3 separate regions of the Homo sapiens genome follow, and all the other regions are linked to region 2. Evidence: chromatin contacts called from ENCODE Hi-C or POLR2A ChIA-PET data. All regions are on one chromosome and are shown on one strand. Each heading gives the region's core, a stretch centred on a gene start or an enhancer-like site at or near the end of the contact. The rest is flanking DNA. Distances are from core to core; before and after follow the strand shown. Region 1 overlaps ATP6V0A1 (ATPase H+ transporting V0 subunit a1). Region 2 overlaps STAT3 (signal transducer and activator of transcription 3). Region 3 overlaps RAB5C (RAB5C, member RAS oncogene family).

What was found. Hi-C counts contacts between places; a loop is a spot of excess contacts on that map. ChIA-PET counts read pairs that join two places held with the same protein, here RNA polymerase II (POLR2A). Pooled maps may share reads with other maps.
Region 1: a loop to region 2 is called in a pooled map, with 2.1 times the contacts of the local background. The contact joins two enhancer-like sites. A Hi-C loop is called at or near these places in 108 of 168 maps with a recorded cell type or tissue (B cell, CD14-positive monocyte, CD4-positive, alpha-beta T cell and 61 more), 35 of 37 single-sample maps with no recorded cell type and 48 of 50 pooled maps. POLR2A ChIA-PET finds 5 or more read pairs at or near these places in 17 of 52 experiments (A549, AG04450, B cell and 13 more).
Region 3: a pooled map shows a loop between it and region 2 (2.9-fold over the local background). The contact joins two enhancer-like sites. A Hi-C loop is called at or near these places in 1 of 50 pooled maps. POLR2A ChIA-PET finds 5 or more read pairs at or near these places in 6 of 52 experiments (BJ, GM10248, WTC11 and 2 more).

The regions. Positions count from the first base shown.
Region 1 is chr17:42,517,137-42,520,805 of GRCh38, forward strand. All of the region lies in intron 21 of ATP6V0A1 (ATPase H+ transporting V0 subunit a1), which reads left to right. Among named protein-coding and RNA genes, the nearest start is that of MIR5010, 4.8 kb to the left of the region's middle. RefSeq lists a silencer at 414-463. Within about 2 kb of position 1,500, at least 34 of the 41 ENCODE cell types and tissues checked have a DNase peak (open chromatin) inside an H3K27ac peak, as active enhancers do; they include CD14-positive monocyte, spleen and tibial artery, where a contact is called at or near this core.
Region 2 is chr17:42,335,314-42,339,345 of GRCh38, forward strand. STAT3 (signal transducer and activator of transcription 3) reads right to left here. Exons shown (of 24, transcript NM_139276.3): 5 at 4,001-4,032; 6 at 3,418-3,499; 7 at 2,450-2,544; 8 at 2,122-2,273. Among named protein-coding and RNA genes, the nearest start is that of STAT5A, 49 kb to the left of the region's middle. RefSeq lists an enhancer at 2,051-2,360 and a silencer at 2,491-2,540. Within about 2 kb of position 2,343, at least 6 of the 41 ENCODE cell types and tissues checked have a DNase peak (open chromatin) inside an H3K27ac peak, as active enhancers do; they include CD14-positive monocyte, spleen and tibial artery, where a contact is called at or near this core.
Region 3 is chr17:42,131,794-42,135,588 of GRCh38, forward strand. All of the region lies in intron 1 of RAB5C (RAB5C, member RAS oncogene family), which reads right to left. Among named protein-coding and RNA genes, the nearest start is that of HSPB9, 11 kb to the left of the region's middle. RefSeq lists enhancers at 1,460-1,509, 2,080-2,129. Within about 2 kb of position 1,763, at least 26 of the 41 ENCODE cell types and tissues checked have a DNase peak (open chromatin) inside an H3K27ac peak, as active enhancers do.

The DNA of each region.
Region 1 (3,669 bases), core at 250-2,749, 180 kb after region 2:
GGGCGTGATGGTGGGCGCCTGTAATCCCAGCTACTCGGGAGGCTGAGGCAAGAGAATCGCTTGAACCCAGGAGATGGAGGTTGCAGTGAGCCAAGATCGCGCCACTGCACTGCAACCTGGGCGACAGACCGAGACTCCGTCTCAAAACAACAACAACAACAACAACAACAAAAAAACCTGGGATGCCCTAGAGAGAGGGTGTCTGCCTGGGGTCCCCCATAAAAAGACTGCTTTTAGCCTGTCTAGAGTGAGAGAAGACCCCAGAGGAGGCAGAGGATACCATCAGAATGCCCTCAGGTGCTGTTTGCAAGGAACAGCCTCCCCATATATGTCGTATTTATTTTGGCAATAGGAGTATTGGGTAGGAGAGGAAAAAACAGTGCAAACCTCCTTTGTGCAACTTCCAGAATCTCGTCTTTGGAGGGCTGTTCCCGTGACACGAGTGGGGCGCCTCCCCCACCACTAAAACAGAAGTGAATGAAATTGGTGCTTGTGCGCCCCCTCCTGGCAAAATGCGGCTGTGCGTCCAGGATGCCTGGATCTTCCCTGTGGCCCAGGACTGCAGGAGGCGTTCTGAGCTGTGGCCCTCTTACCAGGGGTGGAGCCTCTGGGGCTGCTGAACCAGCTGTAGGGATGGTGCTGCTGTTCTTCCTGGCATCCATCCTAGGCATCTTCATACCTCCCACTTTATCCCTGCTGTTTCCTGATTCAAGGGCTGCCCCATTATACAAGTTCTGGTCTCCTCAGTGGGGACAATAAGAAAAACATTTGATTCGATAACATATAAACCACTAGTGTGAGATTCATGCAGCATCATAGGAAGGGGGGTGATGTGTTTGAAAACAGTGAGCAGGCTAATGTATTAATCTGCTAATTCTGTCTCCTGAGTTTTCTCTCTTTTCCTCCCTCCTGCCACATGAAGTGTGCTTGGCTTCTTACCTACCATAATTAGACATCTTTTCTTCCTCAGAGAAGGCATGAGACAGGGATTTGATTGTAGTTATCACTGTAAACATCAAACTGATTTTTATGCAGAACTATTGCCCCAGGGCATACCTTCCAAGGAACCTGGTCTCTCCTTACCTAGCGAATTCCACATACACATAGATGTACACCTACCTGTACACTCACAGATTGGGTGGTGATTAAAGGGACAGAATCGGGGACCAGCTTCTTGTTAGGAATGCAGTGTTGCCACGGCATGACAGCATGGAGCAGTTGAGGGAATGGCTGCCCAGGAGAACTCAGAACTCTTGAAATGTAGTTCCAGGCTGCCATCATTGCCCTGATATTCAGGCCGTCAGACAGATGTGTGTTGTAGGCCCTGAACGGCACAGAGAGTGGCAGAACAGGCTACATAAACAGCTCAGCCCAGAATTGTCTTTCCAGACTGCCTGCCCTCAGTCACAACCCCCACCAGGGAAGGGAAGCGGCCCCAAGACTCCTTCCTCCTTCACCCACTCGAGGAAACAGAGTTCCTGTTACGTGGCATGAATGATGTCTTTTGGCCCCAGTTAATCCCTCTGAGTCACCAGGTGGCCTTTGCCAAGTGCTGGAGCTGGAAGAGATGATAGAGACACTCATCTGGCGTCCTGAGGCTCTCCTCACAGCTGTTGAATTCTAGAGGTGCATTTCAGTGTCTTGGGGCATGGCAAGACTTTGGAGGCTCCCTGAGCAGAGCAGTGGAGATGCCCAAAAAGAAGGAAGAACCTAGGATGGCAGATGGGGCCCCCCTTGCCCTGGGGAACTTCATGTTTGTACTTTCTCAGGAAGCACACATTTCCCCAGTTCAGCGGGAGAGAGTGGGGAGACTAGCAGGGAAATTGCTTTCCAGCTTTGTGCTGGGTGGTTGGGGTGAGGGTGGCCACGGAAGGAGGTGAAATCAGGCTGACCTCAAGATAGACCCAAGATGTCCCAGTTCTGGCCGCTCTAAGTCTCTAAAGCAGCAGCTGGTGGGAGGGGCAGTATTGGGCAGTATGTCAGGGAGGCCACCTGTCTGCTCACACAGTACAATTGATGTGCCCCTCCCAGGCATATATCCCTCTTCCTCCTTGCTGGGCCCCCATGGGTAGATAAGGTGACTGGAGGGGTGCCAAGAAAAGGGCGGTGCCCCCACAGGCATCTGAAAACAAAGCTGCTGCTCCATTTGCCCAGTTTGAAGATTAGAATGGTTTTGTGATTAGCCAGGAGGGGGTGGGGGTCAGAGTTCTGGACACCTCACTGGAGTCGGGGGTCAGCATACCCTACCAAGGCTGACATTCACTCCTAGGTAATGGCCTGGGACCCTCAGGTGACTTGTCCACTCTCTGGCTATGTATTGTTGAATGAAAAGGGGACATGTAAATCTCGTTTCAGCTGTTCTGAAATAACCCTTGCCACATGGGAACACAGTCTATTCAACATGAAGAATTCAAACCTAACACAAGTGGGTGAGAAGCAGGAACCCACTGCTAGGCCCCACCGCGTTCCCTCAGAGGTGGTCTCAGTAGCTGGAACTTGGAGAAGTAGTTTTGGTGGGGTGTTGGGACGTGGGTGAATCCAGGTCCTGGTTTGGAATTGCTCTGGTGGGAACCGTCAGCTAACGTCAGTTGGAAGCTCTGTGTCCTCCCCCTCCTGAGTCCTGTTTTTCCTGGAGGACCTTGGCCCACCCCTGTGGAATGTGGGGATGTGGGGAAGAAAGCTGACTGCTTTTACTCCCACTCAGAAAATTCGGTTGCGCTCTTCTTCAAGGGGGTGCTCCTCAGCCTGCACCCCAGTGAAGGGGCCTCTGAGGAACTCCCAGTGCCACTGGCAAACAGTCTGTAACCTTTGGGCCCCAGCCACCTCCCAGCCCCTGTTCTCTTAATTCCTGCCTTCTTGGCTTGGAGGGAGGAATCTCCATTTGTAAAAGCTGAGTTAGGGAACTAGAGGGTTCCTGAAGCTTTAAAGCGCCTCAAAGCCCTCACCCTGCACGTGACCTGTCACCTGGAGCCTGCCCCAGCCCCCACGCCTGCCTGTTCTTATAGGGGCTCCGGTGCCTCCAGGGTCACACAGCACCATGTGGAAACTATTCCTCAGGGCAGCTCTCCTTGGCCTTTTTATCCCCTGAATCATGCATTTTTCTGCCCTTATTTGGTGTGGTTTGGTTGCTGGGCAGCTGTCCAGGGTGAGTTTGCAGGAGGAAGCACAGCCAAGCAGCCTCGCTCTGCTTATGGGACAGTCTTCCTCCCACCCTCCCTGAGAGTGAAAGGGCCCCACAGAGACCATCAGGCATGGATGCTGAACTGCTGGGAAGGGAGCTCAGGCTTTTTCTTTTTAGTCCCCAAGAGAAGAATTCTTTCTCAGATGTTTTTGTGGTTGGAGAATATTTTTGCCATTGCTTTGAGAAGACTTCCCCTCCTAACTCCCCCTCTTTCCTTGGAATTTCCTTCCTTAAATGGAAAGCCTTCAACATTCACTCCAAGCTCGCCCTTTTGCTCCCCCAAGGAAAAATAACAAGCAAACAGAGGTGCTTGCCCAGTGTCTCTGGAGGGGCTTCCCTTAGAGGTGGGCTGTGTGATCCCCTGCCAGGAGGGGGCGATGGGGGCCACTTGTTCATTAACGATGTTAGGCTCAAGGTAACTGAACTTTTTTTGCACATGCCTCTCTGCAGAGAGTTGTGCATAAACACACTGCTCGGCAGGACAGAGC
Region 2 (4,032 bases), core at 1,093-3,592:
GTCTCACTCTGTCACCCAGGCTGAAGTGTAATGGCACATGTCTAGTTTTTTAAATTTTTGTAGGGATGGGATCTCACTTTGTTGCCCAGGCTGGTCTCAAACTCCTGGGTTCAAGTGATCCTCCCGACTCTGCCTCCCAAAGCATTGGGATTTACAGGCGTGAGCCACAACACCCAATCCCCATAAGCCTTTTCAATGTCAGCCTTCAACTGATCAAAGGACATGACATTATGTTTCAAAATATTGATAACATGCACAAGGAATAAGTGAATAGAGAGGGAGAAAAAGCTCATTAAATCTATCTCCAAGAATAGAGATATTAGGCCAGGTGCAGTGGCTGACACCTGTAATCCCAAAAATTTGAGAGGCCGAGGCAGGTCGATCTACTAAAATACAAAAAAATAGCCAGGCATGGTGGCATGGGCCTGTAATCCCAGCTACTTGGAAGGTTGTGACTAAGAATCGCTTGAACCTGGGAGGAGGAGGTTGCAGTAAGCCAAGATCATGCCACTGCACTCTAACCTGGGTGACAGAGTGAGACTCTGTCTCAAAAAAATTAAAAAAAGAGAGAAGTTAGCATCATTCCATCATTCTTTGATGGTTTATCACTAGTGTAACAAAGACCAAAAGACCAGAAAGACAGAAAGTGAAAGGAGAGGGAGGGGGACCGCTGCAGGGATTTCTGAACTCCTGAGCTCTTTTCTGGCACTTCTATCCTCCCATTCCCAGAACTTAAGCTTCTTCGTTCCCTGGTCAGGAAGCATTTAAAACTGCTTTCAGTAAATTAACAACACTCAGGGTTAGTGAGGATATGAATAGACAGGCATTCTCATGTAGAGTTGCGCTAAATTTCCAGTGCAGGCTCTGTATCTCAAGTTTCTCCTAAGGCAAGCTGGTGCAACATGCTCACTATAGGGCCTTGCACAGGAAGGGTTGCAGTAAGATATGCTGGATGAAGGTAAAAGTGCAAATTACAGAAAAGCATATAAAGGAAGATCCTGGGCTGGGCACGGCAGCTCACATCTATAATTCCAGAGCTTTTGAGAGGCCGAAGTGGGATGATCCCTTGAGCCCAGGAATTTGAGACCAGCCCAGGCAACAAAGTAAGACCCTGTCTCTATAAAAAATTTAAAAATTAGCCAGGTGTGGTGGTGCATGCCTGTAGTCCCAGCTACTGAGAAGGCTAAGGTGGGAAGACTGCCTGAGCCCAGGAGGTCAAGGCTCCAGTGAGCCATGACTGCATAACTGTACTCTAGACTGGGTAACACAGTGAGACCCTGACTCCAAAAAAAGAAAAAAAAATGATCCTAATATAAACTGTATAAATTTCTATCTTTATGTGTATATACATAATGTGTATATACATAATGACAGATGTCTAGATTGAGCATCAACTAAATTTTAACTACTAGTACTGCTGATGATTTCATTTAAAAATTTTTTCTTCTCTTGATTAATTTTCTGTATTTGAATTTTTTCCCTTAAAAAGGGCATGTGTCATTTTAGATTACTAAAATAACTAAAATTAAAAGGTTTGTCTATCTGTTAAATACAGTTAAACCAAAAGCCTTAATTGAATTATTAAGTAAAATATACTTAAAATATAATAATATAAATACATTTTTTAAAACAAAGTTTCTCCAAATAAAGTAAAAACTTTATTTTATTTTTATTTTTTTGAGATGGAGTCTCACTCTGTCTCCCAGGCTGGTTGGTGTGCGGTAGTAAGATCTCCGCTCACTGCAACTTCCATATCCCAGGTTCAAGTGATTCTCCTGCCTCAGCCGCCCAGAGTAGCTGGGACTACAGGTGCGCACCACCACGCCCGGCTAATTTTTTTATGTTTTTAGTAGAGATGTGTTTTCACCATGTTGGCCAGGCTGGTCTCAAACTCCTGACCTCAAGTGATCCGCCCATCTTGGTCTCCCAAAGTGCTGGGATTACAGGTGTGAGCCACAGCGCCTGGCCGAAATAAAGTAAAAACTTTAATTCTTGGGCTAAATTTGAATATGGAAAAGTCCCCACGTTGGAGATATAGTACCAATTCTGTGGGCCTGCAGTTAAGATCAGAATTCAATCTAGCTTTCGAGAAAGAAAGGAAAAGCTTCTTTCATCCTTTACCAGTTTTCTAGCCGATCTAGGCAGATGTTGGGCGGGCCTCCAATGCAGGCAATCTGTTGCCGCCTCTTCCAGTCAGCCAGCTCCTCGTCCGTGAGAGTTTTCTGCACGTACTCCATCGCTGACAAAAGCCCCGCCAGCTCACTCACGATGCTCTGGTTGGAAACCAAAACAAAGTCAGAAAACATTTCCTCAGACTGTCTCTAACCACATTCTTTAGTCAACTCCAGAGCAGGAACTTCTTAGAAACCAAGCAAGTTCTGCCACAAGACGCTGAAATCCCGCAAGTGAGCGAGACACATGGGGGAAGTGGTCCGACCTATGCCCTTACTCTCCGCATCTGGTCCAGCGCAGTGAGCATCTGTTCCAGCTGCTGCATCTTCTGCCTGGTCACTGACTGGTTGTTTCCATTCAGATCTTGCATGTCTGCGAAGGAAGAAAAAACTCCTTGACCTGAGGGAATACTCCTTGACCTGAGGGAATACTCCTTGACCTGAGGGAATACTCCTGGACCTGAGGGAATACTCCTGGACCTGAGGGAATACTCCTGGACCTGAGGGAATACTCCTTGACCTGAGGGAATACTCCTGGACCTGAGGGAATACTCCTGGACCTGAGGGAATACTCCTGGACCTGAGGGAATACTCCTGGACCTGAGGGAATACTCCTGGACCTGAGGGAATACTCCTGGACCTGAGGGAATACTCCTGGACCTGAGGGAATACTCCTGGACCTGAGGGAATACTCCTTGACCTGAGGGAATACTCCTGGACCTGAGGGAATACTCCTGGACCTGAGGGAATACTCCTGGACCTGAGGGAATACTCCTTGACCTGAGGGAATACTCCTGGACCTGAGGGAATACTCCTGGACCTGAGGGAATACTCCTGGACCTGAGGGAATACTCCTGGACCTGAGGGAATACTCCTGGACCTGAGGGAATACTCCTTGACCTGAGGGAATACTCCTGGACCTGAGGGAATACTCCTGGACCTGAGGGAATACTCCTGGACCTGAGGGAATACTCCTGGACCTGAGGGAATACTCCTGGACCTGAGGGAATACTCCTTGACCTGAGGGAATACTCCTTGACCTGAGGGAATACTCCTGGACCTGAGGGAATACTCCTGGACCTGAGGGAATACTCCTGTCCTTAATGACCAGGCTCCTTTGAGGACCCGTACCTCCCTTGCGCCCCGCCCGCCTTAAGATCTAAACAGAGTTAAGACAAATGAGTCTTTCAACTCAACAACACAAACTCACTTTCTAGAGATTTTAACATCTCTAATATTCACTTGCCTCCTTGACTCTTGAGGGTTTTATAGTTGAAATCAAAGTCATCCTGGAGATTCTCTACCACTTTCATTTTCTGTTCTAGATCCTGTTTAAAATAAGCAAACAAAAAAACAGAAGTAAAGAAAGATTTCCTTGGGAACAGAAAATATAAAGTTTCTGAGGAGAATTCAAATGAAGCCAAAACCTCAAAAAAGATACATGCAGGACCTGCAGGCAGTATCCCCAAGAGAAGGCTCCCTGTTGGCCAGGTGCAGTGGCTCACGCCTGTAATGCCAGCACTTTGAGAGGCTGAGTTGGGAGGATCACTTGAGCCCAGGAGTTCATGATCAGCCTGGACAACACAGGGAGACCCCCATCTCTACAAATTTTTTTTTTTTAATTAGCTGGGCGTGGTGGTGCATGCCTGTGGTCCCGGCTACTTGGGAGGATGAGGTAGGAGGATCGCTTGGGCCTGAGAGGTCGAGGCTGCAGTGAGCTGTGATCATGCCACTGCAGCCCAGCCTGAGTGGCAGAGCAAGACCCTGTCTCAAAAAAAAAAAAAAAAATTAATGAAAGCTCCCTGCCCGAGGCTTGTAACTTGCATCACCTGCACTCTCTTCCGGACATCCTGAAGGTGCT
Region 3 (3,795 bases), core at 513-3,012, 200 kb before region 2:
ACACATGAGGAGCCTATCTCTAGAAGCCTCTAGAAGACATAAGTGGATGTCTCATCAGACATATACATCTGATGTCAACAGACATCAGAATATATACAGAATGTTTTACAAACAGGTCCTGTGAGTAGGTATTAAGTACTGAACACTGTTCAGCATTTGAACCTGGGTTGGAAAGAAAAGGTTTTTATTAGGCTGCCCTTTGCATAATGGAGTCTAAGATCCCAGGGAGAGCCCCGATCTGCCCCTGAGCAAGGGAAGTACATTCCCTCATGGTTAAGGGACAGCAATGTGGATGAACAGGAGGTATCTGTGGGAAGCAAATGGTCCACATTCATGCAAGAAGCTGACAGCAAAGGGCTTGTTTTGTTCAACCTCAAATCGTTTTCCACATCCAAGTTCTCCCAGCAACTCATTTAAAAAGTGAGCTTCAGGAAGAATGATTCACTAGCCAGAAACAACAGTTTCCTTTCTGGAGAGAACCAAAGGAAAAGAGGTTTGAAATGGGGCCCACCTCTTCCCCAAAAGTACAAGGAAGGAAGTACGGGGTGGTGGGTCTCAATTAGCAACCAGAAATACCATGTAAATATTTCAAAGTTATGTCATTTCAATTTTTCATAGTTTAAGACGCTTTCTCATTTCACCTCAGTCAATGAAGAGACAAGGTCTGTGCTTTCTGCTTCTTAGAGATGCCTTCCTCACAGTGCCTATGTGCATACTAGGAACTCAAAGAGTGCTGATGGAAGGAAATAATTTTTTTTTTTAAAGAAACAAGGTCTCACTGTGTTGCCCAGGCTAGAGTGCAGCGGTGTGATCACAGCTCACTGCAGCTTCCAAGATCCTACTGCCTCAGCCTCCAGCAGGTATACACCACCACACCCAGCTAATTAAAATTTTCTTTCTTTCTTTCTTTCTTTTTTTTTTGCAGAGATGGAGTCTCACTGTGTTGCCCAGGCTGGTCTCCAACTCCTGGCCTCAAGCAACCCTCCCGCCTCAGCTTCCCAATTGCACAACTATTATCTCCTTCAAGCTTTACGACAACCTCCATTTTTCAGATAGATAATTTAACATTCATATATTAAATGTCCTGCTCATGGTCACCCAGCCTACAGGTGACAGAACCCCCCAGACCCACCATAGACATGATGCCATCCTCCCTGCTGTGGAAGAACAATGGAGGCAGTGCCTGCCCTATGTTTGGTTTAGGGCTGCTAGGTGAATGAAACTCTCTTTTTTTGTGGCAGCAACTTTGCTGGTCCAGGAAGGTCTAGCTCTAGCTGGCTCTAGCAACAGTCACAGTAATCTTGCAGTTTCTGAGTGCCCTCAACAGTGGGAGGAGCCGCCCAGAGCCAGGCAGGGCGACAGCAACAGAGGGAAAACCACAGTGGAATTACAAGTTGGTTATTACCATGAATCCACGTGACACAGAGTCTTGGCTGAGCAATGGTCTGTGGCTGGGGCACTGGAGGAGGAGGTATGAATGGACTGGGAGATGGTAATAGAAAACCAAGTCTCTGATTCCAAAAAAACCAAAGCAGCTGGTGCTTAGGGTACCGAGCTGGGAAGTAACCAGCACCTACAGGTCGAGAAAAATACAGGTAACAGATCTAAGTCTTGTCACTACCAAACCACAGGGTTAGAGGAACAGAATGTGATTTTTAAAAACAAGCCAGAAGGGGAGACAAATAACTCTCCTGCAGTGGTTCTCAACGGTGTCTGTACATTGAAGTCATCTGTGCAGCCAGCCCCTCGAGATTCTCATGAAGGTTTGGCACAGAGCCCAGCATCTGCAGGTGAAGCACACCCACTGAAGCACAGCCAGGGCTAGAGCATCTGGCAGAGAGAGAGTGAGCACAGGCACTGGCTTTCGGCACCACAGATGTGACTGTCTCCTGCCACTTCTGAATCACTTTGTAGAAGCCACCTGAGCTGAGCCTCAGTGTTCTCATCACTAATATGGGGCACACCAGGGTTAATGGCAGTGTTTGCCAGCTGTCTCACACACATCATGTTGAGTAAACAGTAGCTAAGAGTACTGACAGGGTTATTTGTAACACTTTCTCCAAGACTGTTGGTGAACAGACTCTGGCCATCCCAATGAACTGAGACAGGCTCTCCCTGGCATGAACTAGCTGGTGACATGTTCTGCCTGGTCACTGATCCTGCCTTCCAGAGATACCTGAGCAGGCACACCCAGCACTTTTTACGGTCTGTTGCCTAGTGGTTTGCCTGGCCCTGCTTGGTGATCAAATGAGCAGTGGTGTCCAACCTTTGCAGTCAATAAAGCCCAAGGAAGCCAATTTTGCTAGGAAGGGCGCACGGAGATATGAGGGTGTCTAAGCCAGGGGAAGGCCAGACCGAGAGCCCCAGGAAGCATTATACCCTCTCCTCCCAAGCCTGGGAAACTGAAGACATGGCAGGTAGTAAAGGTGAATGCATTCACTGAGCTGTCCTGCCTCCCAGGGATGTGTGTCTTACTGGCAATCTTTCTTTTTGAACCCCTGGCAAAAATTATCCACTTGTGCAGTCAGGTGATGGAATTATAGCCAAAACTGACATAGTTTTCAAAGTCTTCTTTGAGACAAAAATCAAATTCTCCATAAGAGCTAAAGTTACAGTCAAAGTTGATTTTTTTAAATTAGCCAACGTGGTGGTACACGCCTGTAATCCCAGCTACTTGGGAGGCTGAGGCACAAGAATTGCCTGAACCCAGGAAGCAGAGATTGCAGTGAGCTGAGATCGCGCCATTGCACTCCAGCTTGGGGCAAAAGAGTAAGACTCTGTCTCAAAAAAAAGTTGACTTTTTTTCACAAGTACAATGGCCGTGCTGGAGCTTCAGATCTAGGGAGAAAGATTCTCCTTGCCATGGACCCACCATCCAAATCAGAACCCTGGCTTGTTCAGAGGCCACTAAGAACAAGCACCAGTCCCAACCTCATGTCTTCCACAGGAAAGGGGAGAGAATGTATAAGGACTTGGAGTCACACTATTTTCCTATTAATACAATGCACATGAAAGCGCAGAAGGGATCTAAGCTCCTAAACACCCTGGCCCTGTGCACAGGCACTTCTGGGCCAAGGATGGAAGAGAAAGAGAAAGAAAAATGGGACACTGTTCTTCCCTGCTCCGGGGTTCCCTCTGCTCTGGACACTACAGGTCAGTGGGTCTCAAATTCTTTTTTTTTCTTAAGTTTTTTTTTTTTTTTTTTGAGACAGAATCTCGCTCTCTCACCCAGGCTGGAGTGCAGTGGCACGATCTCTGCTTACTGCAACCTCTGCCACCCAGGCTCAAGCGATTCTAATGCCTCAGCTTCTAGGAGTAGCTGGAACTATAGGTATACGTCATTACACCCGGCTAAATTTTTGTGTATTTTTTGTAGCGGCGGGGTTTTACCACGCTGGCCAGGCTGGTATCAAACTCCTGCCTCAACCTCCAAAAGTGCTGGGATTACAGGTGTGAGCCACCTGTAATTTTTTTTTTTTTTTTTTGGAGATAGAGTCTCACTGTTGCCCAGGCTAGAGCAGTGATGCAATCACGATTCACTGCAGCCTTGACCTCCCAGGCTCAAGTGATCCTTCTATTTCAGCCTCCAGTCAAACTCTTCTTCACCAGAATCACCCAGGGCCTTTAGAAAATACCCTGACCAACTGAATTAGAATCTCTAGAGGTGGAGTCCAGAAATCAGTATTTTAAAAATAAGTTCCCAGTGATTTTAAGCAGTTGATCGAAGCACAAGAGCTACAGTTGATATACGAAGGAGGGAGAAATCCAAGAGACAGAAAGGCACCCCCGATCAGT